Linked DNA regions of Homo sapiens: all the other regions are linked to region 3. A link is a contact called in ENCODE Hi-C data. All regions are on one chromosome and are shown on one strand. Each heading gives the region's core, a stretch centred on a gene start or an enhancer-like site at or near the end of the contact. The rest is flanking DNA. Distances are from core to core; before and after follow the strand shown. Region 1 holds the start of FSD1L (fibronectin type III and SPRY domain containing 1 like). Region 2 holds the start of ABCA1 (ATP binding cassette subfamily A member 1). Region 3 holds the start of RNF20 (ring finger protein 20). Region 4 holds the start of ZNF782 (zinc finger protein 782).

Region 1 (6,875 bases), core at 2,886-5,385, 3.9 Mb after region 3:
ATAGGTGCTACTTTTATGATCTCTATTTCACAGCTAAAGAAACTGAGGCTTAGAGAGCCTTGGAGTCTTCCCAGGCTGGGTGGCAAATGCTAAGACTCAGGCCAGATATAGTAGCAGGGAGCAACGGGCAAAGATTTTGGGCTTCAACAAAGGGCAGCATTTGACTAGTGATTATACTCCAGAAAAAACAGGTATAACAGGGAAAGGGGGAGTTGTGGTGAGAATAGGTCTTTTAAGGCCCCAAAGATCCAGAAGGAAAAAGAGCTGTGCAAGGGTAAAACAGAAGGACATTATGAGTAAGAGAGTAATTATTAGTAACAGCTACTACTTGTTAAATAATACTAGCCAGCATTTGACCTACATAATCCCCTTTAATCCTCACAGCAACCCTAAAAGGGAATTACTACTATTCTGATCGGTATGTTACAGACGAGGAAATTGAGGTTTAGCAAGGTAAGTGACTCACTGAAGGCTACGTTGCTGGTAAGCAGCAGCATCTGGATTTAAATTCACACTGCTGACTCCATGCTGATGGCCCTATACTGACTCCCAAAGGGATAGACTGCTGGCAACACTGAAAGGAAGGAAATTTCTCTCCTAAGAGATGGGGGAATTTCAGAATATACGAGGTAGCCCAGGGCTGCAGGCAATACCTGGCACCACTCAGAGAGGATACAGAACCTGGTTCTGGGAGAGACAGTTTTGCCAGACTCTCTACATCAGCCTTTCTATGAGGCTATCCTAACTTGAGGTTTCCTCAGAAAGAGGTTCCTGGAGGCCCAGAGACCTCAAGAGGATAAATGTCTATGACTAGATAGGCTTTTTAAGAACCAGAAACCTAGGTTTTGAACTGATATTTTTATGCCTCTGTAGTCCTCTCCCCGACCCCTTTTTTTGTAAACAATTTGCTTTCTCGCAGTTCAATGGCTCTCAAGCTTAGAGTTCATCAGAATCACCTAGAGGAAATGCTAAAACACAGATTTTTGGATTCTACTCCAAGAGTTCCTGATTCAGTAGATCCAGGGATAAGGCTGGACAATTTGTACTTCATAGAAGTTATGAGGTGATGTGGATTCAGCTGGTCCAGGGATCACATTTAAGAAAAATGCTTTATTTTATTTGTAAAACTACTTTTGAAAATTTCTAAATGGATTTGGCTGTGAAAAAATAAGTACAGAAAAGGCAAAGGACTTGCCTATAGGCCAGAGGTACTGGGAGGGATTGGGTGGGAGACTTAGAGCCCAGCTCGGTACGTGGCTGTGATGGGAGAACTTGTACAAACTGGGGAAGACAGAAGTCACAGTCAGAAGGAACTAGCTGTTTCCCAGATGGGAACGAGGGGAAGCAAAAGGCCCAGGATGAGCTGGGCAGGAGAGCCAGACTGGCCAGAGACAGAGATCAGGTGAGGGCAGAAGCCAAATGGGGTAGAGATGTTGTCAAAAGCTGCAGTCTGCTGGCTGGGCTACAGGGAAAGAACTTGGGAAGCTGGAGGCAAGGAGCCAGGAGTGAGCTCCTGGGGTGTGGACTGTGACAGAGTCTGGTGATCACATTTCAGCTGCAACTCACTGTCCCCAAAAGCCTCTTTCTTCTTTCTCTGGTGGTGCCTGTCAGTCATAAAGTGCCTAGGAATTGCCCTCAGACAGTAATGAGGTTAAGTCCTTGCAGCAAGAGAAGTGGGGACATCGCCAAGCCCTGTCTCCTCTGCTTAGTCGTGGGTCCCATAGTGGCAAGCAGGGGCAGAGCCAGGAAGCACGCAGTCTGGTGAGTAGACTTTAGATGTTCTCCAATCGCCAGGCTATTTCTCCCTCATGGGAAACTGACTCAACTGCAGTACACAGTGTGAAGGAACGACCTTTGTGGCTGCAGCAGTGGGCTAATGGCTTGGCGCCTGGCTGCACTTGTTATTCCTCACGGAGTTGGGAAAGGTTGAATAAGAGGCTCTCTTCCCTTGGTACTAAGAGATGGGCATCTCTTTGAAGGACTGCATGCCACTACTCCTTTCAGCTGGCACACATAGGCCCACCCTGGACCCTGGCTCTCTAAGCACTACCCACCCAGCCTTAGCCAAGCTCTTCTTTTCCCTTTTGTAACTTTCATTTCATTTCTTGTACATCTCTGTCCAGTTAAAAAAGGATGTATTAAGTGCATACTATGTGGCAGACTCTGAGCTGGGGATACAGATATGGGGTAAAAGAAATTCAGCCCTCAAAAAAAAAATCACAGTACAGTCAGGGGGATCCATGTGGAGATGTAATGACAACATTGTAGAATAAATGCTGTTTCTCAAACACAGAGCTCCTTCTCTCCACAAGGCCTTTGTATTTGTTGTTCCTACTTTCTAGAATGTTCTTCCCTAGATCCTTGTACAATTCCTCTTCTCACTTTATACTCAGGTCATTTCCAAGAGAGATCTTCCCTGACATTTCTATGAAAAATTAAACCCTCCCAATTCTCTGAATCCATTTGCCTTATTTATTTATTTAGGAGCTGGGGTCTCACCCTGTTGCCCAGGCTGGAGTGCAGTGGTGTGATCTAGGCTCACTGCAACCTCTGCCTCCAGGACTCAAGTGATCCTCCCGCTTCAGCCTCCTGATTGGCTCTGGCTACAGGCTTGCAGCACCACGTCTGGCTAATTTTTTTTTTTTTAATTTCTGTAGAGATGGGGTTTTGCCATGTTGCCCAGGCTGGTCTCGAACTCCTGGACTCAAGTGATCCACTCATTGGGCCTCCCAAAGTGTTGGGATTACAGGTGTGAGCCACCATGCCTGGCCTAAGTTTTAATTTTAGCACCTATAACCGTCTAGCACGTTAACTTTTTTTTTTTTTTTGGTTGGTCTTCTATACTAGATTGTAAGCTCTGTGAGAGAAACAGGGCCTTGCCCACTACTGAATTTTGTTTGTAGAACTGGTACAGAATAGGTACTCAATATGTATTTCCCTTTTATTCATTCATCATAAATGACTGTCTAATTGAACTTTTGTGAGCCTCTCCAGAGTCATCCAAATGGAAGATGAGGCCTGTCTGCTTGAGGAAGAACTTTCTCAAGCCTACTAAATTCCAAGCTTTCTAAAATCTTCATTGATGCCTCAGGCCACACCGAGCAGGTTCTAACTCCCCACTAAGAATGACTATAATGGGCCTGGCACATGCCCTGTAACCCACACCTGTAATCCTAGCAATTTGGGAGGCTGAGGTGGGCGGACTGCCTGAGCTTAGGAGTTCGAGACCATCCTAAGCAACATGGCTAGAACCAGTCTCCGCTAAAAGTACAAAAAATTAGCCAGGTGTGGTGGGGGCGCCTGTAATCCCAGCTACTCATGAGGCTGAGGCACGAGAATTCCTGGAACCCGGGAGGCAGAGGTTGCAGTGAGCCAAGATGGCACCACTGCACTCCAGCCTCGGTGACAGACCGAGACTCCATCTCCAAAAAAAAAAAAAAAAAAAAAAAAAGAGAATGACTATAATTTATTCACTACTAATTATGTACCATACGTTATTTAATCCTCACAATCCTCTGCAAAGTCCGCATTATTTCTCTCATTTTACAGATGAAACAAGCTCAGGCAGACTGACTTGCTCAAAATCATACAGGTAGCGAGGTGCCGGGGAGGATGGGTGGGTCCCCGGGAAAAACTGTGCCAGGCCCCAAAGCTCATATTAATCCCACACCCACGTTTCCGCCACTCTCATCCCTATATCCCTCCTCCCACGTTTCCACCACATCCCCTAAAGGTCTTTTCCCACGTTTTCGCTACATCCCCACCCCAGCCCTTTTCCTCCCTTTGGACCGCTGGGTCCGCTCAAGCCTGGCTGCCCCTCGAAGGATAGTGTGGGGAGGGGCTTCAGATGCGTGCTGGGTGGAGGGTGGGCTAATCCGTCTCCAGCACCAGATACTCTTTCCTTCCCGGGCCCTCCGCACCGGCCGGCTGCTGGATGCCCAGTGGCCTATTTCAGGGCCGGAGAGACCGCTATCGCTGGAGGAAAAAGGATGGGGGAAGGGAGTGCAGCCTGCAGAGGCACTAGCGGTAGACAGACGGGCGGCGCTCCCCACCCTCCACGGCTACTTCCCGGGAGCAGTCAGCCGCTGCGCGCAGGCGCGGTGCGCTCCTCAGCCCCTCCCTTCTGCGGGCCGCCCTTTCACCCTGGCAACCGCGGCGTGACTACGGCGCGCGCGGTCTGGGCGCGGACGGGTGGGGCCGGGCGGTGCCGGTGCGGGCTGGGGCAGTGCAGTGAGTAGCGGTCTTGGGGTGTGCGATCTCGCTGAGCCTCCTCACACGGTTCGTCGTCTCGGGTTCGAGCCCAGTGGGCTTAGCCACTCGCCATGGACTCCCAGAAAGTAAGCGGGGGAGGGGAGCCCGGGGCTACCGAGACAAGCCGGGCCGGCACAGGGTGGGCGGGGCGCCTGGGCCCGTGGGCTGTGGGTGCGCGGGGTGGGCCTGGCCGGGCGTCCGGGCTGCTGCTGCGGAGGGCAAGGCCGCCCGGCCGCTCTCTGGGCGGGAGCTAAGAGGCGCCCACACGGATGCGGGGACCGCGCCCGGTGACTCGGGCTGGCCTCTGCTCTGCGCGCTGTCCGGGGCCCTGACTCTGGAGGAGAAACGGAGCCATCCCCCTTTTAAAATCAGCCACTCTGCAGCGCTTTAGGCCGGTTTTCATGCCTGCAGACTGCGAGCGTGCTGGTGGGGGTGTATCCCTCCTCAGCAGGTGAGGAAACCGAGGCACAGCCTTTTTGGTGTCTCCCTGCTGACGCCGAAAGCTGGGGCTTTCTCCTCGACCAAGTCTCGTCTCAGCACCACGCTCTTTAGGTCAGGGACCGAATCTCCTTTGTACCGCCCACCGCTCCCCTTCCCATGACTTTTCCTAAGTAGATCTTAGTGTTTAGTGTTCGTTGAATGGAGGGAAAAGACTTCAATTGTTAGGGCAGCCTTCCCACTCTCTGACCAGTTGGTGTTGCTGGGCACAGTTACTTAGGGGTCGTTGTGGAATGTTTTATACTTTCCGAACAGTTGAGGAAAGGTTATATAATCGTAAAGGTTCAATTCAGAAGTATTTGGAGAACAAAGCCAATGTCTTGAATACAGTTAGAAGTGAATTATTCAGTCATAATCTCCATATGAAAATAACCACCCTGTTCTCTTTGTTAGACTATAACGTAATTGAAATATAGTACAGGGTAGGAAAGAAAAAACAAGGAGTATTAATAATGTAGCAGGGAAAACAAAGACATATCTAAGAGACTATTCTTTTCTATTATTAGAAAGCACGGGAAAGACTTAGAACAACGTTTTCTACAATTTTGTCTACATTCACCTTCTTGAGGATCACTTCACTGAGGGCATGAGAGAATAATGATGTGTTGAGCATTGACTATTACAGTATTTAACAAATATGCATATGATTTCATTGTATGTGTTGGTCTTGAAACTCACCTTGGAATGCATGACTATTCTTAAGGCATTTTTTAAAAATTAGATTTTGTGTATTTTGAGTATGTATAGGTTTAAAATATTGTCTCTGCCTAAATTTGTAAAACATCTCTCAGCTTATTAGATAAAAGAAATGATATTTGAATGGACATTAGCAGAGGTCAAGTGAAGGAGCAAAGTCCGGAGACATGGGTTCCAGGATGCTATTTACTAGCTCTGTGATAAGGAGCAAGTCACTTAACTGTGATTAATCTGTTTCCTCATCTATGCAGTAGAAGTAAGAGTATTTTATAGTGTCATAGTAAAAATCTGATAAAATAGTTTGTTCTGAAAACACAGCATTTTAAAGTTTACAAAGTATGACCACTAAAATACTGTGTCCCATAAAATACAAAAAAATGTGTTTTAATATTGATCATCATACTTTATCAGGGATGCATTATTCCTTACTTTAATGAGTTGTGACTCCTGGAAGGTCATGCTACTAGCCCTAAGGCTAAGATTTGAACCTATTTGTTCTCATTTCGAATGATGTGTTAGGGTACCTACAGGTTACCACGTGCAGTTTCCTGAGAGGTAGCAAAGAATTAGCTTCTCTTTCTTAGTAGTAGTAGTAATGTATCTTATTTGTGATATCTTTGAGAATCAACTTCTCAATATTAGAAAATATGTTGAATTTCATTGGTGGTACCAAATCTTTCTAATGAAAAAACAAACACCCTTTGGTTTATAGCTGTAAAAAGAATGTCCGGGATTAATGTGTATAACCAGTTCAGTGCTCTGAACCTGAGCTTCCTTTTCTCGTATGAATTCCTGCAGAATCACAAGCCTCAAATAGTAATGATCTAAGCTGGATATTGTTCTCTTTAAATAAGACAGTAGTACACCCCAGACATGATTTTTAGATACTATTTTCTGTTATGGAATGTACATTGAAAATAGTAGTAGGGGTAGTACCTCAGTCAGTAGAGTATAAGAAAAATAGGTACTGCAAAGTGTGAGGAAGGCCTGAATATATACCTGAATGTTTGTTAGGCATTGGGATTTGGGCTTTACATTAGTAAGAGGATGGCTCTGGAGCCAAGTCTCCAGTTCTACTATTTATAAGCTGTATGAGCTGGGATAGTTTGCTCTGTCTCCATTTCTTCATCTGTAAAACAGAGATAACAATAATTGTAATTCTCTCACAAGATTATTGTGAGGATTGTGTTCTTTTTTTTTTTTTTTTGAGACGGAGTTTTGCTCTTGTCGCCCAGGCTGGAGTGCAACGGTGCAATCTTGGCTTACTGCAACCTCCGCCTCCTGGGTTGAAGAGATTCTCCTGCCTCAGCCTCCTGAGTAGCTGGGATTACAGGCGCCTGCCACCACCCCTGGCTAATTTTTGTATTTTTAGTAGAGACGGGGTTTTACCATGATGGCCAGCTGGTCTCAAACTCCTGACCTCACTCAGG
Region 2 (7,549 bases), core at 2,544-5,043, 3.4 Mb after region 3:
CACTTTGGGAGGCTGAGGCTGGCAGATCACTTGAGGTCAGGAGCTTGAGACCAGCCTGGCCAACATGGTGAAACCCTGTCCCTACTAAAAACACAAAAACTAGCCGGGTGTGGTGGCACGCACCTGTAATCCCAGCTACTCAGGAGGTTGAGGCAGGAGAATCACCTGAACCTGAGAGGCGGAAGTTGCAGTGAGCCAAGATCATTCTACTGCGCTCCAGCCTAGGCAAAAGAGCAAGACTCCATCTCAGAAAAAAAAAAAAAAGAAAAAGTATTTGGTTTTAAAAGTATTTTAGAAATGCAAAAACCACATGCATTTTGATATTTTCTAGACATCTAGATATCTTCATAATTAGAAGAGTCTATCTAAGGTAATGTTCACTTATTCTAGCAGCTAAAAATGAAAACAGTGAAGACCTTAATTTGTAGCCACTACATATATAGCTTAAGTATCCCGGCTTACGGGAGAGAAGATCCCTTTAAAAAAAAAATTTAAATGGAAAAATATCCCAACCAACTCCTCTCCAAAAAGGTAAGTACTACAGAAGATAATAAAAAGCTAAGTCACTGAACTTCTTCAGTTTCATTCATTTTTTTATGTTTACAATGGGACTTCCTTGAGCAGAAGGAACCAATCCTTGAAAACAATCAATTCCTGATCACTCTTTTCCAATCCTGCACTAATGCACTGTCTCACACAAACCGAAAATATGTTCTAAGTCAAAATGTGTCCAGGGGTCGGGCGCGGTGCCTCACGCCTGTAATCCCAGCACTTTGGGAGGCCGAGGCGGGTGGATCAAGAGGTCAGGAAATCGAGACCATCCTGGCCAACATGGTGAAACTCTGTCTCTACTGAAAATGCAAAAACTAGCCAGGCATGGTGGCGTGCGCCTATAGTCCCAGCTACTCAGGAGGCTGAGGCAGGAGAATCTCTTGAACCCAGGAGGTGGAGGTTGCAGTGAGCCATATCGTGCCACTGCACTCCAGCCTGGGAAACAGAGCGAGACTGCATCTCAAAAAAAAAAAAAATGTGCCCAGGGTCCATTATAGGCCTGCACTCGTAGAAATACGAGGGTTGAGATTTCAAATGCTCATCTGCAGGGGAGACAACATATCACACGTGTCCAGGTTACAGTCAGATATGTCATTCTGGAACACTATGCGGGTGCTCAAATACAGACTCCTAAATTGCTCTGACAACAGTAGCAATTCTAGTCCCTTAAATGGCTTGTAGTCATCGTGAAGGCTGAAGACCCACTTCCCCGGTCCTTCTGATTGTAAACCAATGTTTTCCTAAAATTCCCTAGCATTAATTATTTTAATGGTTTGTGGAATTATTTAATGGTTTGTGGAAGCACTTGGGAAACAGGCTGACAATGGAAACTTTGTATTTGAAAAATATTGTAATATCTGTAGAGGTTCTACTCAGGAATACTTTCCATGCTTCCATACTTTCTCTGATTTAGGAGAAAGTTTCTCAAGAGAATGATACTCTCAACAGAAACGGAAAGTTTCTCAACAGAAAGCCTCCATTATTTTTGTGGTAGGTATGAGAAGAATAGGTTGAAATAAAAGGGGAGATGAAAACTTAAGGACTTTAAGTTTTGTTTGAAAAGAAGATCATAATTTAAGTCTGGGTTCTAAACTACGGCCGTTAAAAAAAAAAGAAAAAAAAATCAAGAAAATTCCACTCTTTAACTTGGGGGAAATTTTTGTGAGGTTCTCTTCGTGGGAAGCAGGGATTCGGCCATGGAGGGCAAGTGACTTGCTGATTTCAGTACCCAGAAGGTTTTTTTAAATATGAAATTTGTCCACTATGAGATGAATGTGTATATACTACCCATTCTCTTCTTGAAGTGTCAATGAAAAGTCGGATTTTAAAAGCTAATGGTATCAGTGCTGCAAAGGCAGGCCAATTACTGCCAGTGCCAGACAACTTTTTTCTTTGTTTATTTTTAATCTTATTTCTTTGCTTCTTTTTGATAAAAGATATACCTAAAGAGGCACCTACACATAACCCTGGCACCGTCCGCCGCCCCAAGAACCTTCCTGCTTTACCAATGGCCTGGGAGTTGGCAAACACGCTAACAAAAAAAAAAACCAAAAAAACAAAAAAAAAAAAACAAAACGGGCTTTCGCCTCAACCTCATAGTTCCTCCCCGTCTGCAACCACCGGTCTTCACCGGATTCACAGTCGGAACCGCGAGCAAAGACACCTAGTAGAGCCGGCCGATTCCTAGGTCCTCCGGCCAGGAGGCGCTGCGGGCCAGTCTCCGGGGGCCACCGCAGCCCGCGCGCCCAGCACCCCCACCCTCACGGCAGAGCCCAGCCCAGCCCCGCGGCGGAGCTCCGAGTTCTGCGCCGCCCGCCGGGGTTACTCCCGGTCATTCCACGGCACCACCTCGGCCCAGCTTCCCCATCTGCGCCCAGGCAGAAGCTGCCCCGAGAGACCAGCAGCAACGGTCTGGAAGATGGGGCTGCAGGGAACGTGGGAGAGGGAGGATTGGGCACCCCACCTCCGGGTCTCCGCAGGCTCTCCTAAGTCTTGTTTTTAAAAGAAACAAAACTCGGCCGCGCGCGGTGGCTCACGCCTATAATCCCAGCACTTGGGGAGGCCGAGGCCGGTGGATCACCTGAGGTCGAGGGTTCGAGACCAGCCTGGCCAACAAGTTGAAACCCCGTCTCTACTAAAAATACAAAAATTAGCTGGATGTGGTGACGCGCCTGTAATCCCAGCTACTCAGGAGGCTGAGGCAGGAGAATCGCTTGAACCCGGGAGGCGGAGGTTGCAGTGAGCGGAGATCGTTCCATTGCACTCCAGCCTGGGCGACAGACCGAGACTTAAAGGAAAGAAAAAAAAGAAAAAGAAAAGGAAACAAAACTCGTCCGCGCTCTGCGCCAGGGACACCAGCTCAGCTGAGCGCACGGAGACTGTAGGCAGGACCTCCCTACCCCTCAGGTCAAACAAAGACCCAAGGCCTCTAGTGAGCAATAGCACCACGGACCGTTTGGGACACCTCCAACTCGAGTTCCCGGATTCACAGTCCGGGACTGTGCCGCTCCAGTCCCGGGGAGCATATAGCCAATTCCCAGGTCAGAACAGACCAGCTTCTTAAGAACCGAGTGAAGACTCAGTGCTGGCATTTGTCTCCGTAGGTACTGGCCGACCTGCAACCAGAAGGGTTTCTAGCCAGCTCAGGGCCCTCCGAACAAAGCAGCGCTCGGTGCCGGACCTGCAGCTCTCCCCACCCGGCAGCAGCGCCCTCAGCACGCCCGGGAACCCCCGACCCCTCTGAGCCCGGGGTACTGCGCCCGGGTCTCCACGCCCAGAGATGCTCCCCGGTCTCCACCGTCGGGCAAGCCCCAAGCGCAGCAGCGCAGAGTCCTGGGGTCACCAGAGCTCGTACTAGGACATCGTCTCCCCATTTAACACCGCCTCCGGTCCCATCTGAGTTGCAAGTGGTGGGGATGTGGGGCTCCGGATCAAAGTCCCCGAAACCGAGCACTTCCCGAAGCCTCCTTGGCCTCGAAACAAAACAATAACGCCCAAGTAAGTCACTGGAGAGCCTCTTACCTGTTTTCCACTTTTGTGTTTGCGTCTCTTTCTCCTACCCCTTGACAAGCCTTCCGGAGAAGGGGAGAAAACAGAACCGGGGAAAAAACAAGGAGCAAAGCGCCCTGAGAACCGGCTCTGTTGGTGCGCGGAGCTCCCCGCCCTGCCCTGCCGCAGCCCGGGAGAGAAGGGTCGGCTCGGCTCTGCGGGTCCCGGCCCCACTCACTCTCGCTCGCAATTACGGGGTTTTTGCCGGGACTAGTTCCTTTTATAGATTCGGCTGCACCGAGCGCAGAGGTTACTATCGGTCAAAGCCTGTGCTCTCCCTCCTCCCCGCCCCGTTCCCGGCCTCTGTTTATGTAGTTCAGTCACTCAGCAGAAAGCACGTGGAGCCGGGGCCCGCCCCTTAAACGGGCGACGTTCAGCCGCCCACGACACATCTAGGGAGTTGGGGGGAGGTGGGTGGGGTGGGGGTGGAGGGTACAGCAGGTGTCTTAGGGTCCGCGGTCTGCGTCCCCTTCCCCCGCCCGGGCCCGCCGGCCTAAGACGCGCGGGAAGCGCTGGGCTCGGGGCTGCGCCGCAGACTCTCTAGTCCACGTTCCCGGCAGCCAAGGGCACCAGTGGAATTTGCTTCCTCTAAATCCTGCTTTCCGCAATTTTTTTTTCCTTTGTTAGTTTCCTCAGCCGGAGGGAGGGATTGGGGGAGAGAGAGCTCTAGGCTGAATCTCCCTCAGGACGCCAATCATTTTGTCTTGTCTTTTGTTTCCTTTCAAAGGCCTAGGCTGGGGTGAGGGGAAGGCGGACAGTCCTCTGGGTAATGGGCTGCTTTTGTTTTCCCCCCACAAACCTGGACTTTGATTTTTGATAGGCGACCTACTGCCTTGGAGATTCCCAGCCTGAGCTCCCCAGGTCCCTCAGAGGACCCGAGAGGAACATCTTACTGCTTCTCTTCATAAATTGAGAGGAAGGAGGCCACAAAAACAAAAAAAGAAACAAACAAACAAAAACACAGAACAATATGGACCAGCCCCCTTTTAATTTCATTATATTGATCAGCCTCCCTGTGATAAAAACACAGGACTTGTATTTAGTTTGTATACATTTGTGAAGTGCAGCCAGAGAATTGCAGTCGTGTAAAATTATGTAGCCACTCCAGACCTCCAACTTATCTGTTTGCCTTTGGCTGTAGGGGAGCAAAACTACCCAAAACACTGGAGGGGCAAAAAAAAAGGCAAGAGTAGGAATGCAGGCCTACACACCATATGTCTAAATATTTAAGTCATCCATCAAGCCAACAAACTAAATGTCACCTTATTCTGGCCAAAACTCAGGTCAAACTGTGAAGAGTCTAAATATGAATCTGCCCTGAAGGGCAGATTCATAGAAGACTCAGGACAGACCCGTAGAAGAGGCCCAAGCAGGCCCTGGAAGTGCACGTGGAGGCCACAAGGTCTCCTACCTTGACAAAGATACCTTTGTAGCCACCTTGAAGGGCAGATTCACATTTAGACTCTTCACAGTTTGACCTGAGTTTTGGCCAGAATGAGGTGGCATGAGAGAGCTGCCCCAAGCCTACTTCTCTTCCCACCTCCAGCTCCATCATATTCCAGAACTCCCACCACCTGCATACAGACATTCAGCTGCACAAGCCCCCTCCATGCTACAGTCAACAGGATCTCCAGGCCACGGCTCAAGCCCAGGTACTCACATCAGTGGTTCTATCAACACTCAGGACAGACCCATAGAAGAGGCCCAAGCAGGCCCTGGAAGTGCATGTGGAGGCCACCAGGCAAGGAATTCTGGAGTCCCAGGTACTCATAACTCTGGGTGGCATGGCCCCTTTGCACCATGGACTGTTTGCCCTTAGAAAGGGATGGATCTGAGCTGGGCGCAGTGGCTCATGCCTGTAATCCCAGCACTTTGGGAGGCCAAGGTGGGCAGCTCACCTCAGGTCAGGAGTTCGAAACCAACCTGGCCAACATGATGAAACCCAGTCTTTACTAAAAATACAAAAATTAGCCAGATGTGGTGGCGAGCGCCTGTTATCTCAGGAGGCTGAGGCAGGAGAATCGCTTGAACCCGGGAGGCAGAGGTTACAGTGAGTCGAGATCATGCCACTGCACTCCAGCCTGAGTGACAGAGCAAGACTCCGTGTCAAGAAAAATAAAAAGAAAGGGATGGATCTCAGAAAGGCCAGAGATGAGCTTTCTAAAGCCCAAGGCCCAGGAGAGCGGACCCCCTTGCCTCAGTCAAAGAATAACCTTGGTCAATAAATTGGGTTTTGGGGTCAAACTTGACAACCACATGATGAGCAATTTACGTAAAGTCTTTCTGCCTCTGTTTCATCTTGTTTTTTTCTTTTTTCATCTTTTTTTCCTTCCTTCCTTCCTTCCTTCCTCCCCCCCTCCCTCCTCCCCTCCCCTCCCCTCATCTCCTCTCCTCTCCTCTTTCTTTCTTTCTCTTTCATTTCTTTTTTTTGAGACAGGGTCTTGCTCTGTCTACCCAGGCTGGAGTGCAGTGATCCAATCATGGCTCAGTGTAGACTTGACTCCCTGGGCTCAAGCGATCCTCCCACCTTAGCCTCCCAAGTAGCTGGGACCACAGGTGCATGCCACCACACCCATCTAATTTTCGTATTTTTTTTGTAGAGACAGGGTTTTGCCATGTTATCCAGGCTGGTCTCAAACTCTGGAGCTCAAGCGATCCTCTGGCCTCAGCCTCCCAAAGTGCTGGGATTACAGGCATTAGCCATTGTGCCCGGCCTGTTTCTTCATCTTTAAAATGGAGAGAAGATGTATATTCTGTCTTCCTCAAAGGGGTTTTCTGAAAGTGAACTTTGTTGAAACCTTTGAGCTCCTTGGCAGAATGATGTTATAAAAGCAGAGAGTGTTATTAAAAGGTGTTATCTTTCCTAGCATGATTTTAGAGAGTAATTAGATCTCCCTGACCCTCCATCTCCTCTCTCCTTCTTCTCCTACCTATTTGAAGTCGACCACCAAAATCATTATTTTTTTTTTAATTGAGATGGAGTTTCACCTTTTGTTGCCCAGGCTGGAGTGCAATGGTGCGATCTGGGCTCATTGCAACCTCCACCTCCCGAGTAGCTGAGATTACAGGCACCTGCCACCATGCCCGGCTAATTTTTTATATTTTTTAGTAGAGACGGGGTTTCACTATGTTGGCCAGGTTGGTCTCAAACTCCTGACCTCAGGCGATCCACCTCAGCCTCTCAAAGTGCTGGAATTATAGGTGTGAGCCACTGTGCCCAGCCCAAAATCATTCTTTTTGGAATTTTGAAGCATATAATTCCAAAAGGTATGAAGGTAATCACTTAGATTGCTCTAATAAGGGAATGGGAACAGTTAAGTCCTATACAAATAAGACAAAGATAAGATACTACAAAAAGGGGATGAGCCCAAGAAAAAAATCAAAGTCCCAGAGAGAGAACAGCCATTGATTCTAAATACACAAGTCTATGGCCCCAACCCAAACTTGTTTCACTAAGAACAACCTGTGGTTTCGAGAATCTGGTCATCCCCCACAGTGAATACATGAACACATTGTAATGTTTGAAATGTTTATTTTTCTTGTTGATTTCTTACTGTTAGAAGAGCTAAGTGATTTGGCCCAAAGTGGCTAAGTGATTCGGCCAGTTTGTACACAGGGATATAAGTTTGCTGACACCAAGCTCATACTTTACAAATGTAATATCTTCATAAAACAAAAATACTGGGCCGGGCGCGGTGGCTCACGCCTGTAATCCCAGCATTTTGGGAGGCCGAGGCGGGCGGATCATGAGATCAGGAGATCGAGACCATCCTGGCTAACAGGGTGAAACCCCGTCTCTACTAAAAATACAAAAAATTAGCTGGGCATGGTGGCAGGCGCCTGTAGTCCCAGCTGCTCGGGAGGCTGAGGCAGAAGAATGGTGTGAACCTGAGAGGCAGAACTTGCAGTGAGCCCAGATCACACCACTGCACTCCAGCAGAGCAAGACT
Region 3 (7,724 bases), core at 807-3,306:
TCACCAATAATGTCCACCAGACACTTACGTAGTACCAGCAATTGATTTATCACAATGTAACACACAAGTGATGATACTCAAATTAAACTATACTAGTGCTAAGGAACCAGTAAAGATTAGTGGGGATTATGGTAAACAAGAATAACATGATCTATTAATAAAAGAGAGCCACGCCAAGCGTGGTGGCTCATTGCCAGTAGCTGTGGCTCAGGCCTGTAATCTCAGCACTTTGGGAGGCTGAGGTGGATGGATCGTCCGAGGTCAGGAGTTTGAGACCGGCCTAGCCAACATGGCGAAACCCCATCTCTACTAAAAATACAAAAATTAGCCAGGTGTGGTGGCGTGTGCCTGTGATCCCACCCACTTGGGAGGCTGAGGCATGGGAATTGCTTGAACCTGTGAGGTGGAGTTTGCAGTGAGCCGAGATTGTGCCACTGCACTCCAGCCTGGGTGACAGAGTAAGACTCTGTCTCGAAAAAAAGAAAAAAAAAAAAAAAGAAGAAGCCACTACTTTGCTCTAAGCAATGTGACCATGCAAAAATATAACCCTTCTGTTGCAAGATCATCAACATTTTTTAGAGAAACTGATAATTTGGATTTTTATGTAAAATAGCCATATTTTAAATGTTGGCAACTAAGTTCATTTTTGTTCTTGTTTTTAACCACGCAGGACAGCCAATACTGTCTAAAATAAACAAAGCATAACTGTTGGCTAAATGCAGTCTGTGAACCTCTAGTTTTCTGGGCTAGAAAAACCATTACTTGCCATTCAGTAGTTCTATGAATGAAAGGCTTGCTAAGAGTAGAGGAACCAAAGAAGATGAGAGAATGAGTGTCATTGTCTCATACAATGCTTTTCGGCAGGTGTGTCCCCACTCACATGTTCTCAGGCTCCCACTTCACGGAATGAAATGTGAAGTCCACTTGGGGCCAGTTAATTCTTTCCAAGATAGTCAAGGTGTTCCACTGCCAGGCACCAGGAACACTTGTTTCCCTGGTGTTGACCATCTTACTTCATTTACAGGTAAGCCCTAGCAGGTACAGGGACAAAAGTCTTCACACTAACAGAAATCCAGTGTAGATTAGCTTCTTTTTTTCCCAAGATGCCTAAATTCTATTTTTTAAAAAAGATATAGCGATCATTCTTCCATTTCTAGACCCTTAGCTGACGTCATTAGGTAGTTTATCATAGTTCTGCGAGACATACAGCTTTTCATTAATAGGTTAGATTAATTACCGTCCTATCATTAAAACGCATTTAGTTTAACTGAATGGAAAATAGCAGTTTGTCATAAACTTAAAAAAAAAAATCAATGCTTAATTAGCTTAAAATAGACTAGTACTGAGATCAGAGACTGATTGGCGTTTATCTTTTCCCTGGACAATTTCTTGTTCCCAAAAAAGCACAAGGGCAGTAGTTGTCACTCCTGCTTACGCATTAGAATCTAGTGGATGGAAATGCGGGGTTTGGGGGGAGGAGATGAGGGGAACGCTTTTTTAAAAAAGCTTTTGTCCAGGCCAAGTGATTCTAATGTGTAGACAGGGCAGAATACCGCTCCCTGTGCGGGGGAAAAAATCCCCAACATCTGAAATTCCTCAAATCCCTCAGATTCTCTCCAGAACTCTTCATTTCAGCACGTAGGGGTACCAACGAACAATTTTCTGAGGTGTCTGAGGCTAGTCATGTCCCCGGAGATTGACGGGACCGTCAGCCAATCGGCCGTCTGAACGAGTGATGGCAACCCCAATGACAAGCAACAGAATGAGGAACTTTATCCCCGCAGAAAGACCAGATCGCAGTAGCAAAGGTCAACAAGTCAACAAAAGCCAAGGGCTCTCCGTCAGGCATCAGCGAGGCCCGAGTACTCTTAGAGGTCGTAGCCAGGAGAGGGTCCCGCGCTTGCCCAGCGTTGCTAGGGAGGCGGCGCTTGCTCAAGCTTCTCGTGCCCTCTCCGTACGTCACTTCCGCCCGGCGGGGTCTCATAGTCCTATGGGCTGGGTTGAAGCCACTTCCTTTTTTCTTTCCCTTTTTCCTCTCCGTGGCCCCGCCTCCCGGAAGTTCTGCCTTGTCTCCGCCGCGGGTCAGGGGTGAGAGCTGGAATCTCTGCACGGGCCTTGGTGAGTAACTGCTGCGAGTTCTGTTCCCGCGCGGCGCCAGTTCAAAGAACTTAGGTTAGATCACGCTTAGGGCCCAACAGGACTGTGCCAGGCCTCAGGAGTCTCCACCCTCTCCAGTTTTGGGGCCGTCAGTCTCCTGGGCCTGCAATTATCCACGCTGAGGCTGAGGTCTTTGGCTTTTAGCGAGTTGGATTGCAGCCTTGTTCTGCTTCTGTGTCTTCTCTCTCCAGGCGAGGTCCTACTGAGGTTGTTGCCAGCGATAGTCCTCTCCTGGAGCTTGAATTGGAAGCAGAGTAGTCTTGTTAGTCTCGGTGATGGCTGCGTTGTTTCCTGAAGTAGCCAAAGTGCTTTAGCATCCATTCCGCCTCCTTTGAGCACCCTGGGAGGTAGGCAGGGCAGACGAAAAATATATTCGTTAATATTGTGCAGTTGAGGAAACTGAAGCTCTTGGCGAATTCACTGTTTCAAAGCAACACGGCCTCTAACAGGCAGAACTGAAATTCGCACCCAGGTCTAACTAACGTAGGGTTGCATAAAACAGTGGAGAGAGCGTTTGGAAATAGGGAAAACACTGCAAACGTTAAAGAAGAGCTGGGGTTTCTGAGTGCTTACTTTGTGTTCGGCTTTGTGCCAAATTCTTTCTATAATTATATCATCCATTTTATTTTATAATAAGCATAGGAAGTATATACTGTGGTTATTTATTCCTGGGTTAGGAAACTGAGGCTTAGAGATGATAACTGACTTGTCTAGTACTAATGACTTTAGTAGGCATTTCACAGATCTCTTTCAGCTCTGTGATTCTTTCAACACTGTAGTATTAACTTCTGGCATAATCAAACTGCCCTTTTCTGATTTTGGCATTACAGGAAGAGAGATTCCAGAACTTTATTTTTGGTCTCTTCACCCTTTGCCCATTGTCTCATTTCTTATCACCATTCTTATCACCATCCTATTTAGAAATTTATAGTCATGTAAATTTAGCCTTGACTTTCTTTTTTTTTTTTTTTTGAGACGGAGTCCCGCTCTGTTGCCCAGGCTGGAGTGCTGTGGTGCGATCTCGGCTCACTGCAAGCTCCGCCTCCCGGGTTCAAGTGATTCTCCTGCCTTAGCCTCCCGAGTAGCTGGGACTACCGGCGCCCGCCACCACGCCTGGCTAATTTTTTGTATTTTTAGTAGAGACGGGGTTTCACCGTGTTAGGCAGGATGGTCTCGATCTTCTGACCTCTTGATCCGCCCGCCTCGGCCTCCCAAAGTGCTGGGATTACAGACATGAGCCACCGCGCCCGGCCCGCCTTGACTTTTACTCTACAATTTAATTTTTTTTTTTTTTCCTCAAAGAGAAATATGGAGATGGTTGTGGAATTAATGGATCCAGGTTAAAGGGTTGGCCAGAAAAGTTGCTAGTTTTTACTCTATTGTTTTACTCTATTGTTGCTTTGCTTACATATATTATGTCAGTTTCTGCCTTTTTTTCTATCAGGAAAACGACTGTCTTCTTCTGCCAAAATGTCAGGAATTGGAAATAAAAGAGCAGCTGGAGAACCTGGCACCTCCATGCCTCCTGAGAAGAAGGCAGCTGTTGAAGATTCAGGGACCACAGTGGAAACAATTAAGCTAGGAGGTGTCTCTTCAACGGTATGAGGAAACAGTGCCATGAAAGTGTGCTTGTCTTCTGTCAGTTGCAACTTGAAACTAAAAATTCATGGAAGCTTTCTGGAGTATGGGGAAGCTATTTGAAAAGAAGAGGGAAATAAAACAGGCTGAAAGTAGGTAAAATGATGTGGTAGTCAGTTCTAGAGGAGAGGTAGATTGATAGTTGTTCTTTGTTTTCAAGGTGTACTTATATTCTTTCGAGAATCTGGGAAGGTGGTGCCTGATACAACATTAACTATAGGTATTTAGCAGTGGGAAGATACACATTTATTTTTCATTCACTGAAAAAGTCAGTACCAGATTCTAAGAGACAGTTTAGCAATCATTGAGAGTATGGTGAAGAGTGAGAGTCTGAGACCAGATTGCCTGGAGTTGACTCTGAGCTGTACCACTTCCTAGCTGGCTGACCTTGTGTTATCCTTCCTTTGCCTGTTTTCTTGTCTGTAAAATGTAATTAGAGTACCTGCTACATTAGATTTTTATGCATATAAAATAAGAGTCCCTGTTAAGGGCTAACACTTTGCATTTAATATAGTAAATAGTCAATAAATGGGAGGCATTCATAGCTAATATTGGGCTAGATAATATAATGGTGCATAACATAGATATTATCCTTGCTCTTATGGAGCTGACAAAATGAGTATTATATACCAAAATCTCATAGTAATGTTATATATCTGTTAGACATCAGAAGTTTACAGGTTTTGATCTACGTCAAGATTTTGCTTTTTTGAAAATCAGACATGGGGATGTGATATTAAAATGTTTTACATTTTGTAAAATGCTTTACATTTGTATGGCTTGCAAAACCACATCTATTGCTTATTTGATTTTGAGGCTGAGGTTTATTTTAGAGAGGCTGATTTTTTTTTTTGAGTCAGAATAATAGGAACATTCATAGTGAGTTGTTGATGAAGTGTCATTTCTGAGGCTGCCTGAGGTTCTGGTACTTAATATTGCTGGCAGGAAGTGATTTTTGTTTTAGCACTGCCTTGCATCATGCATTCCAAAGGCATTTATTCACTCAATATATAAATATTTGTTGAGTATTTGTTATTTGCCAGACACTATCCTTTACACTGAAGACAGCCCCTAGACTTTAGTTTGTAGGGTAGCACTGACAAGGGAATAGACTGTTTAGAGTGGGGTATGTGCTGTTGACAGGGATAAGCACATACTTATGGGAAGCACATAGCACACACCCCAGTGTGGACTTTATCCAGAGGCAATGAGGAGTTAGTGGATAGTCTTAAGTAGGAGACTAACATGCTCTGACTTGTGTTTGGAGACTATAGAAAAGCAAGGATTATAAACAAGAGTCCAGCTAGCAGACTTTTTTCTTTTCTTCTTCTTACTCTCTTTCGCTATAACTGCATCTCTCCAAAGGTGGGGATCTGAGGCATGTATCCACTGATCCCCGCTCCAATTGGTTGAAGGTTGCCATTGAAAGCAGTCCCTCCTGTGCATTTTGAGATTGCTGTTAGGAGCCAGCTGTGATTGCGGGACAGAAAAACTGAGTCTCCAAAGTGTGCTTGAAGTGGGAACAATGGCAGTGTAAATGGAGCTGTCCACCACAGCTGTGCTGAAATCTGGCAGGCTGACAGGACTTAGCACAGAGTTTTTGCTATAGGAGGCCTTTGCAGTAATCTTAATGAGAAATCATGGTGGCTTGGACCACTGTGGAGGTAGCATTGATAAGATCTGCTGATGGATTGGATAACTCACATGAAAGATAGGAGGGAGGATCATCCCAGGATTTTGAAAGTAATGGAATTTTTACTTACTGAGCTAGAGAAGTGTATGAGAGGAGCAGATTTTTGGGAGTCATGGAGGATGAATTGAGTTTGGTTTGGTTTGGGACATATAAGTTTGAGATACTTATTTGACCTCTGAATGGATAGGTAGTTAATAAGCTGGATACTAGAGAGAGGTCTGGGCTAAAGCTGTATATTTGGGAATCGTCATTTTGTAAGTTGTGTTTACATCTATGAGACTACAGACTCCTTTAATGAATAAGCATAAAGAGGTCTGCTGGGGCACTACAATATTTTCATGTCAAGGAATGAGAAAGGACTAATCAAAGATACAAACAAAGAGGGACCAATGAGGTAAGAGGATAGGAAGAGAGAATGGGTTCCCAGAAGCTCAATGAAGAAAGTATTTCAAGAAGGAGCTGATTAGGTGCTGCTGATGTGTTCTCATTCAGGTTTCAGTTGGAACAAGGGGAATAAAGGGAGGACTGAGGTGTTATATTTAATAATAGTTCACTGGAGATACCAAAACACCTTTGTTGGTGAAATAGTGGGGATGGCACCCTGTTTTCAGTGAGCTTAAGAGAATATGAGGGGAGAGGAATTAGGAAAAAGAGAGTAGAGACAATGCTTTATAAAGGAGTATCGCTGTAAAGTAGATGACTATATAATGACTGATCATGGAATTTAAGTTCAGTAAAGAAGGAGGTGAGAGAAGTGAAAGGTATAGGACCAATGGATTGTAGATCCTGGAGAGGTTAAAGAATTTTTGGAGTAAGGAAACTGGAGAGAGTGAGCTGGAAAAATAGTGGTAGTTGTGAAGAATGAGGTGTTTGAAATTGAGCTTATAGAGGACATGTAGGTACAAGTAAGACTAAATGTGGGAGTTGGTGGCTGAAGGAGGTAGAAGACAAGATCATTGGTGAAGAGGAGGTCAGTGACTTGATGATTCAAGTATAGGAAAGGTTATCTGTATGGGTATTGAAATCATTAAGAATGATGACAGGAAAAGTATTGGAGAGTGATAATAAGGTAGGTGCTAAGTCTTTGTGAAATGTGAGGAAACGACGTGGGCATTTACAGATGAATTCAACAGAGCATGGCGGCAGGTGGTATAGGCTAATGGCATGAGCTGCAGAGGTAGGAGGTTTTAGGGAGGAAGGTGGGGTAATGGCCTGGAAGTGGCAATGGAAAATAAGGAGGATATTCATCCCTCTCTGGCTTCAAGGGGTGTGGAAGAGAAACAGCCACCACTAGAGAAGCCTGCAGGGAAACAGTTTCTCATCCAAGTTTCAGTTAGAGCAAGAAGGGAAAGGCAATGTTCAGAGAAGAGTTTGAGGATATAGTTTATTAATAGTGTTAATAAACTGGTACAGTGGGAAAACTGTTGACTACTTTGGCATATTAGGAATGTTTTAATTAAAGTGGAAAAGAGAAAAATGAAACAAAAATTGGTGGTGTAATAAACAATTGTCACTTTAAAATAATGATTTCATTAATTCCTCAGAAAAGTAAGACTATTTTTCCACATGCTGGTTCTTTGCTTGTTATATCCTCCAATCCCACCTCCCACCAACCCCTCCCTGGTTTGTCCTAGGGAAGGAGCTGGAGAGAGAAAAATATTGAGAGGGATGTGAAATTACTAATGGAGTGAGGGTTTTGTAGAGACAGAAGAGAACAGGATCCTGAGCACAAGCTGAGGTTTTAAGAATGTGTGCATAATTGTGTTAATGGGTCAAAGAGATGGGGAATTGTTTTCCATCTGATGGCTTCTATTTTCTCATTAAAATAGGAAGTAAAGCCATCTGTTTTGTATGATGTAAAAGGGGGCAGGGTTTGGTAGAGGTTGATGTTGCCTTGCTGGAGAATGGGAAATAGCTCACTTGATAAAGAAATATTTCTAGACAAATTATAAAATCTGTTTAGGCTAAGAATTCATTTTGTAAAGGCACCGGTTTCGGTGGTTTGATGAACTTCTCTAGAAGTCTCAGCATACTGGGTACAGGAATGGAATAGCCAGATAACTGGATTAATTCAGATTGGGGTTTGTTGACAGAGATAGAATAAAAGGATTAAGGGCAGAGAACCAAGGAGGCTGTTAGGCAGGTGTTTGAAGGAATGTACTATATAGCATATGATTAAGATATGGAAGGTAGCAGAGATAGAAGGAGACCGAAAAGGAGAAAGAAAAGAATTCAA
Region 4 (7,113 bases), core at 911-3,410, 4.7 Mb before region 3:
AACCTAGCAGGTACTGTGGTTCAAGCCTGTAACCCCAGCACTTCGGGAGGCCAAAGAGGGAGGACAGCTTGAGCTCAGGAGTTCAAGACCAACCTGGGCAACATGGCATGACCTTGTCTCTACAGAAAATAAAAACTTAAAAAATTAGCCAGGTGTGGTGGCATGCGCCTGTGGTCCCTGCTACTTGGGAGGCTGAGGCAGGAGGATCACTTGAGCCCAGGAGGTAGAGGCTGCAGTGAGCCATGTTTGTGCCACTGCACTCCTGCCTGGACAACAGGATGAGACTCTGTCTCCAAAACACAAAATTAACTTAGCAGAAAAATATTCAGTGTGCATCATTTAACTATTTTTCTTAGTAATATTATTTACCCTTGGTATAGACAATCCACAGAAAGTCTTATAAAAGAGATGAGATACTTTAAGGCAAAGAGTTTTAGATGTTTTAACTGGGATGTATTTCTCAAAAGGCCCTTTGGATAAGATGCTTTTGGTGACTCACCTGTGAAAGAATGAACGGAACTGTTTTCCTCCTGGCTCTACCACAAACGAGGGATCCCCGGAAACTCACTGAACCTTTCATGCCCAATGTCTTTAAAGCTTTCAAAAGAATCAGAAGTAGATAGCCACGGAAAACCCTTCATGTATCATCATGCATGGGATTCTATGAGGTAGGGACAAAGTCTCCAGTGTCACATATGTTAACAGCAGTATGGCATCTGTAAAGAGTGGAGAACAAAGCGACTGGGGGCTACTTTGGGATCTGGGGACAGAATCTCCGGTTACCCCTACCCTCAGACCTATGCAATGATGTGGCCTTTCCTGAGCAGCCTGTCCCTGGCCACCACCTAGCCCATTTTGCTCTTCTCAAAGCTGGCCCAAACCACCCACTGTCACCCATTGTGTGGTGGCTTCTGGAGGCTTCACCAAGTCTGGCTCATTCTGGGAAGGAGGATCAAGAACTGCTTCTGACCATACACATCTAGGATCTGCTCCTCTGTGGGCTCTTCTGCCTCTGCTCTGAAGCTCGGGAGGGAGGCCTAGGTCTGAGAGGTGTTCTCTTCCAGGTAAAACTGTTCACAGAGACCCCTGCTTCCCACCTCGCAAGGGCTGCTCTGTTCAAGGAGCCTGCGACCTGACCTGAGAAACCATGTTAGTGGCAAAAATCTGACTCTTAGAATTCTTTACATCAGACTTAAAAGAGAGACACCCTGACAATGCAGAAGGGGCCAGGAACCTGTCTGACCCAAGAGATCTGAAGACACACCAGAAATCCAGACTACATTTGACACATGGTAAGATTCCATCTACATCCACTCCCTGAGTATTTGGGGACATGACATTCTGCTAAGTGCTGTGAAGGCTGCAATGCTGGTTTTAGGCAGGTGTGATATTAGCGCCTGAAACGGGAAATAAATCACACCTGCCTTTGAACCCCAGCTCCCTCACTGCTAGCTTGTGACCTGAGCCTCAGTTATATTTAATGCAGATGTGGTTGTGAGGTATACATAGGCACCCAACGAATGGAACAAAGTGTCTTCTAAATATAACAGCAGCAGTCCGCTCATGGCTTAGTAGCCTACAGTCGGCTGTTTGCTTTACAGGTGGTGACTTAAAGTTTTAAACCAACGCCATGAAGCAGTCATTATTAATACCCTCACTTTCAGATGAGAAACCTGACTCTCATCCACGTCCCTACATTCGCCTCGGCTTCCAGTTGACAGAGATGGAACTTACCCGGGTTTTTCCAGCTCCAGAGCTCGGGGTCTCGATGCAGACCCACCGTCCGGGGATTTCGGGCACGTTGTCGCCCGCGTTACAAATGCGCTTTCCCCACCCCCGCCGCCGCTCGCGCCGGGCTCCGGTCCCGCACACCGCGGCCCGCACCCGGCACCTGCTCCGGACCAACGCTCAGCCTCAGCCGCCCCGGGAGCCAGCGGCCGAAGTCCCTCTCCAGCGGCCGGGAAGGCCGAGGGCCCGCCCGGTCGCATCCACTGACACAGGGGGCGGGGATCCCACAAACTTCCCGCTTCCTCTCCCGCTTCCGGGCACAAACGCTGTCCTCCCGCCCCAGCTGCGCCCCCTCTACTTTCCGAGCCGACCCCCGAGCTTCCCAAACCGCTTCCCGGGAGTCTCGAGAACCCAAATGAGGAGGCGGGGCTCTGGCTGCACAGGCGCAGAAGGAGCCCAGGAGCCCCATCCCAGAGTGCTGCGCGGCGAACCAGACTCATTCAGGACTACATTTCCCATAAGCTCTTGCGTCCGCCTTCGACGTGACTCCTCACGTTTCGGCGATTCAGAATTGGCGGGGATGGAGTTTTTATGAAGTCTCCCGCTCAGGCTCTCCAAGAACAGGGAGAAGTTAAAGGTTAAAACTTAAACGCTACTGACAAATACAAAGAGTAGCCCTCCATTGGTTCCCGGTTGAACCAACATTTTTTTTTTCCGTAAGACTTTCGGAGACAATTGGGAAGCTGAATATGGATTGGGAATTGCAAATATTGAAAAAAAGTACCATTACTTTTGTGAACTGTGAAAAAAAATTAAGAATTTTGTAGAAATTTTTTTTTTAAAAAAAGGGATCACTACTGAAGTATTTAGCATTGAAATGATATAACTTTGAATTTACTTTACAATTTTATACATTTTCAACCTGGAACCTCCACCTTGTCTCTTTACAGCCTACCCGACCCATTGACCTGTGAGCCCTGTCCTGGCGCCCCCAGGCGTGAGGGTTCTAAGGCGGGTCGAGCCCGGTGCTGCAGGTGTTAGAGAAAAGCTTTTGGTTTTTATCCCTTAACATTGCTTCTTGCCGAATTCTCTTATTGATTCAACATATTTAAATTTAATGTTAATTATCTTAGGTTTCCATGCGCATTAACGAATTTTCTTGCTTTTTGCTGATTGTTTTTTATTTCCGTAGGTTATTGGGGAACAGATGGTGTTTGGTTACATGAGTAAGTTCTTTAGTGGCGATTTGTGAGATTTTGGTGCACCCATCACCTGAGCAGTATACACTGCACCCCATTTGTAGTCTTTTATCCCTTGCCCCGCTGCCCTCCGCCATTCCCCGCCAAGTCCCCAAAGCCCATTGTGTTATTCTTATGCCTTTGCATTCTCATAGCTTAGCTCCCACTTATGAGTGAGAACTACGATGTTTGGTTTTTCCACTCCTGAGTTACTTCACTTAGAATAATAGTCTCCAATCTCATTCAGGTCGCTGCAAATGCCATTAATTCATTCCTTTTTATGGCTAAGTAGTATATCATCAGATACATACCACAGTTTCTTTATCCAGTTGTTGATTGATGGGTATTTGGGTTGGTTCCACGTTTTTGCAATCGCAAATTGTGCTGCTATAACCATGCATGTGCAAGTATCTTTTTCATATAATGACTTCTTTTCCTCTGGGTAGATACCCAGTAGTGGGATTGCTGGATCCAATGGTAGTTCTACTTTTAGTTCTTTAAAGAATCTCCACACTGTTTTCCATTGTGGTTGTACTAGTTTACATTCCCACCGGCAGTGTAGAAGTTTTCCCTGTTCACTGCAGCCATGCCAGCATCAACTATTTTTTGATTTTTTGATTATGGCCATTCTTGCAGGAGTAAGGTGGTTTTGATTTGGATTTCTCTTATCATTAGTGATGTTGAGCATTTTTTCATATGTTTGTTGGCCATTTGTATATCTTTTTTGAGAATTGTCTATTCATGTCCTTAGCCCACTTTTTGATGGGATTGTTTGTTTTTTTTCTTTGATGAGATTGATTTGTTTGAGTTCGTAGTAGATTCTGGATATTAGTCCTTTGTCAGATATATAGATTGTGAAGATTTTCTCCCACTCTCTGGGCAAAGTGAACAGCTGAGTAAAGATTAAAGGTGAGCTGCGAGGTGTTGTTACCTCAGAGGGTGCTCTGCAGAAGAGTATATCCATGAGCTACTTGAACTCTTTAAATCAAAACAAAAGGAAAAAAGTTTATTCTAAGCAAGTTTATTTCTTGTCTGATGGTTATTAGATGGGAGAACATTGCCAGATCTAAGCTACCAACCTCAAAAATGTTTTCAAAAACAAATGGTTATTGAACATCACATTTTACAGAGATTCTGCTCCCTTTCTCCCGCCCTCCCCAGAGAGAGCAGTCCTGCATGCGAATGATCAAAGGTCAGTCTTAGGACAACAATGAGAAAACAAGCTATTTAGATAAACTCCTCTACATTCCCTTGTTATTTGCTTTTTACTATTAACTCAAGGTAAGAGGATCAGGCTGCCTTCAGCCATAACCCTTTCCTAAAGCTTTTGCAAAACCTTCTGGCCTTCCAAGAAGGTTTGCCCAGTTCTTTGTAGGACAGATGATTGATAGATGTAAAGTAATTCATGAGTAACCCTGCTTAGCAGGGTTAGAGGAATCCCAGGGATACATAGACTGGCAGCTGTTTCCACCTTAAAACCAACAGAATTGTCTAAGTTGCAGATGATGTAAGACAGAACAATTTTTATGATGTGATCATGAAGATGTGAAAAATAGGGGCTGTAAGAAGGACCATTCTTTATACACGTGCATTCCTTATCAAGCCAACAACTGACTATGGGGAATGTTTTACAACCTCAGAGACCTGCGCCTGCCATGCTGCTCTGCACAGCAGCCACTGGGGGGCTCTCTTGACCGCAGTTTTTTAAGCTAGTGCCCTATATAGAAGGGTAAGTTTTTGTGAAAAGATTAACATTTGCTCACTATCACATGGGTTTTACATATTCAAGCTTGACGTACTTGTAAAGTTCCCATCTGCCTACCAGCTAGGTGTCAGACATTACATGTGGTAGGCACTTGAGGATTTACTGAATGACTTTAAATCCACACTGGGCCTGTGTGTGTGCTGCCTTTTATGAGTGTGAAGGTGACAACACTGCCTCTTTTCATGATGCCCTTGGCTGAGATGACCATCATTCTTGTGACTAAAACTGGGCTGTACATTTCTATGGGCACAGTAGGTAGCAGAAGTATCTGACCTATGATTGTGATATGGCCTCTTGCTCTGCCTGATCAAGCAAAGTCTCTGTAGAACATAAGAATAAAAGGCACTTACTTTCTGGTCAAAACCAGAAGAAACCTGTCATTCCTAAGAGTTCTTATTACAGCACTCAAACTAAGCTAAATCAAAGGCCAGTGCTCTATTTTGCAGATTTACATAGAAAGACTTGAAAGTTATGCTGATATTGACATTTGTCCAACCAAACTAGAAGAGGATTGTCTTGTCACCCATTTATCTTGCTGTGGAGCGATGACCATGAGGTTGCAGGGAGTGTGAAAAACTGCAGGCTCTCTGAGAACATTTAATCTGATGACATGTGAGTTTGTAAGGTTTTTGTGAACTTTCTGATAATTTTTCAATATTTTTTTGCTCCCATAAACTTAACACTTTAAGAAATATTTTTAAAGGTTACATTGTGCAGATGATGGAAATGGACATGAAAACCACATCTTTCTATTAGCTTTAGAATAACAGTTCATAGTTTTCATTGTTCATTGGTAGGTCTTGGTAAATTGCTCTTGTAATAATCTGCTCATAAATTGAAAAGTATTTTTCTGGTGATTTTTGGCAGTTATCTTCCAAGTATACTACCAGAACATAATAGTACAGTAAATATCTTTATGGCTTTCTAGAGGCCGTCTGCAAGTTCCAGTCTCTCTTTAAGGTGCACATGTCTGGCCTTTGAAATAATTGGCCGCTGACAGGTCTAGGGCCTCTAGACTGTGAAAAATGTGTAGCTTCACCCTGAGTCATACATTGTGCATTTGCTCTTGCTGGTGTTTCCGCTGCCTTTATCTGAAGATCTGTTTTATAGAAACCTTGACATACAGAATAGCCACAGATCCCTGTGCCCCTATCCCCTCCCCCAGGAGTGTTGCCTGTGTTTAGAGATTGGGCTGATGAGTTAGAAGCTCTCCTCAGGCAGTCTGAGAAACATTGCATTGCTGGACATCACCCAATGCTCACCTCACTCAAGAGCTTCCTAGGGCACTCATACAACCACAACAGCACTTTGGGGTCCTTGAGTTACCTATGAGAGTGCAATAAATCTTGCTGAGTCAGGGGGTTGCTCACAGATGGCACCAACTGGACACAGAAACATGAGCTTCATGGGGTCTTTCTTCCAGTCTGGCCTCATGACTGCTGTAAAGGGAAGGGCCTTGGAGCTGGTAGGCAGGGTGAGCCAGGGAGGCATTTTTAGCAAAGGCTCTCAGAGTGCCCACTGGACAGTGAGAATGGCTTTGTGGGTGACGCTTAGGAAAATATGAAGGAACACCTCATATGAAGATCAAGATCGTGACAGGCAGTGGCGCGAGGTTTTGTTTGTTTGTTTGTTTGTTTTACATTTGCCTGTAGGTAAGACTGTCATTCAGAATGTATGCAGCCACAGAAGTGGAGCCTGATGGCTAAGTAGAAATCTCTGCCAGCTGTGCTCCCCACAGGAATAGCCTCAGCAGTGGACCTGTGGTGAGGAGAGAGTCCGTGCTTGGCGGAGGGAGAGCACAGCAGCTGTGGGACTTTGCACTGAACTCAGTGCTGCCTTGTTGTAGCAGAAAGCAAAACAAGGTTGCACTCATCTGATGCCTCCACCCACGGAGGAAACATTTACACTAGTGCCCACCCACGGAGGGAACATTTACACTAGTGCCCACCCACGGAGGGAACATTTACACTAGTGCCCACCCACAGAGGAAACATTTACACTAGTGCTAGCCAGAAGGGAATTGTTTATCCCAGTGGTTGGAACTTGAGTTGTGGAAAGCCTGGCTACTGCAGGATAAAGTACTCGGGGTCCTTAATAAACCTGAAAGGCTGTCTAAGCCACAAGGACTGCAACTCTTAGGCAAGTCCTAGTGCTGTGCCGCGCTTGGAGCCAGTGTATTTGGGGGCATGTGACCTAGAGAAACAGCAGCTAGGGCAGCTATGGAGTGCTTGCCCACCCCTCCTCCAACCCTAGACAGTGCAGCTCGCAGCTCTGACAGAGACCTCTTTCTTCCGCTTGAGGAGAGGAGAGAGGAGAGGACTTTGTCTTGCATCTTGGATACTAGCTTACAGTAGGAGGGGGCACTGGTCAGAGTCATGAGAC

What was found. A loop is a pair of places that touch in the nucleus more often than their neighbours do. Pooled maps may share reads with other maps.
Region 1: a pooled map shows a loop between it and region 3 (15-fold over the local background). The contact joins the promoter of FSD1L here to the promoter of RNF20 in region 3. A Hi-C loop is called at or near these places in 6 of 50 pooled maps.
Region 2: a loop to region 3 is called in a pooled map, with 4 times the contacts of the local background. The contact joins the promoter of ABCA1 here to the promoter of RNF20 in region 3. A Hi-C loop is called at or near these places in 4 of 50 pooled maps.
Region 4: a map of B cell shows a loop between it and region 3 (39-fold over the local background). The contact joins the promoter of ZNF782 here to the promoter of RNF20 in region 3. A Hi-C loop is called at or near these places in 2 of 168 maps with a recorded cell type or tissue (B cell and CD4-positive, alpha-beta T cell) and 4 of 50 pooled maps.

What each region holds. Positions count from the first base shown.
Region 1 is chr9:105,443,899-105,450,773 of GRCh38, forward strand. FSD1L (fibronectin type III and SPRY domain containing 1 like) reads left to right here and starts at 4,136. Exons shown (of 14, transcript NM_001145313.3): 1 at 4,136-4,337. The coding sequence starts at 4,323. RefSeq lists a silencer at 4,017-4,626.
Region 2 is chr9:104,924,362-104,931,910 of GRCh38, forward strand. ABCA1 (ATP binding cassette subfamily A member 1) reads right to left here and starts at 3,794. Exons shown (of 50, transcript NM_005502.4): 1 at 3,574-3,794. It overlaps LOC105376196 (a long non-coding RNA gene), which reads left to right and starts at 2,428. Exons shown (of 3, transcript NR_188620.1): 1 at 2,428-3,549; 2 at 5,147-5,363. RefSeq lists silencers at 2,188-2,427, 3,764-3,953 and enhancers at 3,104-3,163, 3,484-3,563.
Region 3 is chr9:101,531,797-101,539,520 of GRCh38, forward strand. RNF20 (ring finger protein 20) reads left to right here and starts at 2,057. Exons shown (of 20, transcript NM_019592.7): 1 at 2,057-2,118; 2 at 3,602-3,756. The coding sequence starts at 3,628. It also overlaps a transcript of PGAP4 not described here. RefSeq lists an enhancer at 1,799-1,928.
Region 4 is chr9:96,852,354-96,859,466 of GRCh38, forward strand. It overlaps ZNF782 (zinc finger protein 782), which reads right to left and starts at 2,161. Exons shown (of 6, transcript NM_001001662.3): 1 at 1,735-2,161; 2 at 500-716. RefSeq lists silencers at 1,494-1,583, 1,864-1,933.